Linked DNA regions of Homo sapiens: region 2 is linked to region 1. A link is a contact called in ENCODE Hi-C or POLR2A ChIA-PET data. All regions are on one chromosome and are shown on one strand. The core of a region is the stretch at or near the end of the contact, and the rest is flanking DNA. Distances in the headings are between cores, read along the strand shown. Region 1 has its middle 140 kb from the start of LINC01808. Region 2 overlaps LOC124905977.

Region 1 (2,700 bases), core at 48-2,547:
GGAGCTGAAAAAAGGTTTCCTGCACAAAGTGGAACACTCTGCATTTTATAGCATTCTTACAAATTTTTCAAGGGAGTGTACTAGGGCTTTCATTATCTAGTATTTTATATTAAACTCATAGAAAATCTGGGAGGTAAGTATCACTATCCGCACTTTAGAAATGAGAAATCAGAAGCTTGGAGTGGTTAAAAATGGTCACAGACAGACAGAAGTGGTGGGTATGGGGTTTCGCCCCTGGGGTGGCTGATGCCATGCTCTAACGGAACATAATACTGTCAGCAACTCTGAAAGCCAATGACTCTGTGTACTCAAAACCCTGAAATGTGATCAGAAACCTAAAAAAAAGAAGTTCCAAGACGAATAATTTTTATTTCATTAGATGTCTTTTGGAGTTTGAGGCTCTTAATTCTCTGAAGACTTCCAGAAGGTGCAAGAGCCTCCCCTCTTCCTACCACGTGCTTCTCTTCCATAACCTTCGTCCTTCCCCTCTCCAACTATCCAGAAGTCTCACAATGACTCGGAGAGAAAGGATGTCATTGGTATGCGCAGACATTCTGGCTTTACCTCTTTCCCAGGATACTGTACTTTAAGAGATGTAGCTCTAGGCAGTAACATTTTGTCCAAAGGAATTAACTGCAATGGTGGAATGTCTGGTATAGTGAAAAAGATTCTTGCATATAGGAGACCTTCTAAGCACCCCCAACCACACAGTAGAGGACACCACTGAGCCTCCCTGTGGCAAAGCCAGTCCTTCTCTTAAGTTATATCAACACAAGCACCCTTCAGCAGTTAAGTTTCCTGGAACATCCAAAGATTCATTGACTTATGCTTTGGAGGAAGATTTACAAGTCCTCTTTTGTAAAGAGAAGTTCGCTATGTGACTTGAGTGAGACAGAACATCACTTGCTTTGATCCTTGCAGAAACAGGATGAGAGGTCCCAAGATTCTGACTCACTATCCATTGCCCTGACCCTGAGCAACCCAGCCTCGTCCTGGTCTTAAAGTGTATTGGCACTTTGCTGTCTGTTCTCCTTCCATTGCTTTTGATTTTGCATACCCTGAGTCATCTCTGAAGATTCCATGCAACCAGCTGGGTGGCTGGCATCCAGCTCTGTGACACTTGCCTTGATTGATGTGCATCCTCTTAAGCATCTGCTCACGACAACTGTCTCTACCCTGAAGATGACCAGAAGGGACTCCTCATCTTGCTTTACCTGTCTTCAGCACTTAGCCATTAGGCTGTTACCAGCAAAGCTGTCCTTTTCTCATAACAGATCGGCCTGATTGTGTAACTGTATCCCTTTACTTCTGACAGCATTTTCAGCTTTGTGTAACCTCCAAACATATGAATAATTTTCACTTGTGCATTGCAATGAGCTTGGGGAACATTCAGAGTTCAGAGGTACAGCTAGAAATATGTCCAGAAGGATGAGTCAAATAATGTTGGGGGTGACTGGGAAAGAGAAGAAAGGGTCCTGCCATGCCTCTCCTGTGAGCCAACAGTCTGATGCGCACTTCAGGGTCACTGTTTCCAGTGTGCAAGTCCTTGGCTGTTGGAATGAAATGTCTGCCTCTTTGTTCTGCCTCCCACTTTCTCCTCCTTCTCTTCTTCCTACTTCCCTCTCCTCCAATTCACCCCATGAAAATATTGCATAATGTTCACAGATAACCCACTAAGCCTAGCTTAGTCTATTAGGAGATTCCCTTTCTGTAAGCTTTCAGAATCCCATACATTTGCCAGCAGTGTGATTGCTTTCTAAGTCAACATGACTGTCCCCTTCCCCAAAGGAACCCTTCACTTTTCTTTCTTAAATTCCACTGTGTGTCTCCCACAAACAGGTTTTTTAGTAGAATCTCATGAAGATAAGAATGCCTTTAAAGAATGCAAGATTTCTAAAAATATTCAACAAAAATATTCCCAATACACCTCTCATAACAATTCCATCCCAGAGTGTGGTCCAAAATAAATTGAGGATTTGTCTGTACAACAGCTTCAAGATGTTCAGAAGGTGTCAAAAATGGCAAGGATCTGACACTCATCGAAGTGTTCAGTTAACCATACCCACAACCTCCAGGGCTTTAAAAACATATAAATTGCAAAGATTGAGGTGAACAGTTTGATCAACTTTGAATCCAAAGGTGCTGATGACAGACAGGAATAGGAGCACTTCCCAGACACAATTATGTTCAGGCAGCTTGAAGTAAAAGTAGCCAGCCTTGGTGTAGTGCTTTGCAAAGAGTGGTGATTTGCATCATCCAAGTGCTTTGCAGAGCTTTAGCAAAAGTATTCTGAGTGTGAACAAACAGTAGAGACTGTGCTTGGAACAAGCTGGACAGAGTTCACCTTCCCGTGGGGAGCAGGGAATGTTGGCTTTAGGACCAGACCTGCTCTCTGCTTCTGGCGCCATGGCAGCACGCTTGCACGAGGCCTTTGCTCCCCTAGCATTGGAAGCCACTCCAGCCTTGAGTGCCAGCTCGGCCACCTGAATGGAAGACAAGAGCTCTTTGGCAGCCAAGATGCCCCAAGTTCTTCCCATTTTTATTCCACTCATTCTCTTTCCTCTTCCCCTCCCATGTCTCTGGCTACTCGTTCCCAGGCCCATCCCTGGACTTCTCCTCTTCTGCCCAGCCTTTACCTGTTTGTGTTTTCCAACCTTCTCTTTGGCCCACTGCTTTCCTCACTCATTCTACCCTTGCTAG
Region 2 (2,700 bases), core at 132-2,631, 40 kb after region 1:
GTTCCATATCATACTGAAAAGTAAGCTCACTTACCCATCAAAAGAGACCTGCAGACCACAGAAACTATCAGCAAATATCACTGGAGAAACAAAATCACAGGCTCCTATTGTCTGGAGCCATTGCACTGGACAGTCCCTGGGTTTGAATCAGAAAGAGAAGGAGCAGCAGATTTGAAGGGCATTGAAAATCCTGCAACAATCACCTTAACAATCGCCATGAAACTCTAGTCTCCAGAACTCAGATCTTCAGGGCTGGGCCTCGAGTTACAAGCGTCAGGTAGAAGGGACCTGTTTTTACCAACCCCACATCCTGGCTAGGGAAGTGAGAGTAGCACATGAAGGAAAAGAGATAGAAGACTTCAGGTCCCGGTGCCACCAACTCTGCAGTGGGGGATGAGAGAAAGACAGAATGGGAAAAGCAGGCACAGTTGGAGGAACATCTCCAGCCCTGGCTTCTGAGAAAAACAAGATTCTAACTAATAGTAATCACTACTCCATTTTCACCAAAAGTAGAGAATTCCCCATTTTAGAGATTTTTAGCCTTTTTTTTTTTTTGGAGTCAAAAATGTGTATGGCATTTTATGAAAGTTCTGTATCTCCGGAATACACAGATCTGTGTATAATATTCCACAAATAGAGTTTATGAACCCACTAAAATCAATGGGATCCAAAAACTCTAGTTGAGCCCTTTGCTCTGAATCCAATGCTTTTAGGGCTCTCGTGGGCTACTCCTGGAACAAGGAATAAGCAAAATTGTGAGCCAGCTCAGTCCTCCGAGTTACATCCCCAACAACAGGTGAGGCCTATGAAGCCACTTCTTTTTTTTTTTTTTGAGACCTGGTCTCGCTCTGTCACCCAGGCTGGAGTGCAGTGGTGCAATCTCAGCTCACTGCAACCTCCACCTCCTGAGTTCAAGCGATTGTCCTGCCTCAGCCTCCCAAGTAGCTGGGATTACAGGTGCCTGCCACCATGCCCGGCTAATTTTTTATATTTTTAGTAGAGACGGGGTTTCACCACATTAGCCAGGACAGTGTCGATCTCCTGACCTTGTGATCCGCCTGCTTCGGCCTCCCAAAGTGCTGGGATTACAGGCGTGAGCCACCGCGCCCGACCGAAGCCACTTCTTTACAGGTGTTCGACCACCATGCTTGTTGTATAGAGGCCTTAAAGTTTGCCCAGCTCTGAGTCTAAGTCCAGTCACCTCTACAGATGGTACATTCTGTTCTGGAGGCAGACAAAACTCAAACTGATAGCATTAGAATCATATCTTTTATCTCTCTGGGTACACCTAGGGTCTGAAATGTAGCACCATGTCAGTTTGCTCCCACCCTACACTGGGATCCCTATGACATTGCACTGAATCATCACTTCCCAGTAAAAGGATTTAAAACATTGCAAAATGAGGCTGGCTGAGTGAGGATCCCTGAAGCACTGTGTAACCTGCTGACATAACAGCTGGACTACAGCCCAGTGCATGGGCAAGGCCAACACGAACCCTTGACATCCTACCCCTGGGGGATGCTGAGCCTCCATCTGCCCTTTCTCTTCTTCTCCACATACCTTCTCACCTTCCCTTCCCTTAATATCTGACTGTTCTCAAAATTTGTTCTCTAATAATTACTTTTTCAGGCAAGAACGTAAAGCACTCAATCTTTTTATTGACTTATCCTGATCTCTGTGAGCCTAAAATTCCTGAGATTGAAACCCCCATGATACATCTCCTACTCTGCCAAATGCCCCCTCCTCCTGCAGACAAAGGAATGCCAGAAGTCCATCTACTTTTAGCCCAGTCCTCCAGACAACAAGTGCCCCATCTCAAGAAGCACTGGAGAATCCAGTCCTCTCATTCTCCTCACATACTACAAACCTGGAGTCATTGAATAAGCATCCCCTAATAGGCAAGAAAAAATTTCATTCCTAGTGGCAGTCAGCAGGAGGCAGAGGCTCTTCCAGTCTAATGACTTGCAAATCAAAAGCATGAAAACCAGAATGCACCTTTGAACCTCTTTCCCATCCAGCCTAGATGTCCTCATAATTTTCTCCCATAGCGTTCCTGGTATTTTTGCTACCAGAGCAATAACCTTCCCCATGCATTTTTTTACATGTTGGAGGAGGAGCTATCCAGTGATCTCAAAGCATATGTTTTTGATTCTCATAAGATTATGGATACCAAAGGAATAAAAATGGAAATCACTACTGCCAAGATATGAAAGAAACTTTGCATAGTAAAATAATTTAAACCTAACATTTGGACCCAATAAGGCAAACGCAATGTTTTTTCCATATTTTTGGAAAATGTGCATTTTCTTTACATTAAGTGGTACCAATAAAAAATAATGATTCTCACTCCGTTTATTTCTATAAGTTAGATTGGCTTATAGTTTTCCAGGACATGGTTTTCTATCAAGCTATATGGCAAACACCTGGGCATAAAATACACTCAGCTATTTACTTCCATGTGGGAAAAATGGGTCACCATTCCTTTCTTTTGAATCTAGAGCAAAGGTCAGCTGAAACCAGTTAGCATATTTAGTACTCAGTATCTGCCGAGAATGAGTGTTACATCAACAATTTGTGGTGATGGTGAGCAAGCCCAGGAAGTTCCTTACAGATAGGGAGGGCAAGTGCTTTCCAATTCCAGGCTCGGTGATTCTGCAATACATGCTGGTAAGAACATTTGACTCATCCTGGAACGGGATA

What was found. A loop is a pair of places that touch in the nucleus more often than their neighbours do. ChIA-PET counts read pairs that join two places held with the same protein, here RNA polymerase II (POLR2A). Pooled maps may share reads with other maps.
Region 2: a pooled map shows a loop between it and region 1 (4-fold over the local background). The contact joins two enhancer-like sites. A Hi-C loop is called at or near these places in 3 of 168 maps with a recorded cell type or tissue (MCF 10A, mammary epithelial cell and sigmoid colon), 1 of 37 single-sample maps with no recorded cell type and 3 of 50 pooled maps. POLR2A ChIA-PET finds 5 or more read pairs at or near these places in 4 of 52 experiments (AG04449, AG04450, PC-3 and 1 more).

Annotation. Positions count from the first base shown.
Region 1 is chr2:19,607,059-19,609,758 of GRCh38, forward strand. No RefSeq gene overlaps it. Among named protein-coding and RNA genes, the nearest start is that of LINC01808, 140 kb to the left of the region's middle. Within about 2 kb of position 1,298, at least 2 of the 41 ENCODE cell types and tissues checked have a DNase peak (open chromatin) inside an H3K27ac peak, as active enhancers do; they include PC-3, where a contact is called at or near this core.
Region 2 is chr2:19,647,375-19,650,074 of GRCh38, forward strand. The region is part of intron 2 of LOC124905977; the gene reads right to left. Among named protein-coding and RNA genes, the nearest start is that of LINC01808, 180 kb to the left of the region's middle. Within about 2 kb of position 1,382, at least 4 of the 41 ENCODE cell types and tissues checked have a DNase peak (open chromatin) inside an H3K27ac peak, as active enhancers do; they include PC-3, where a contact is called at or near this core.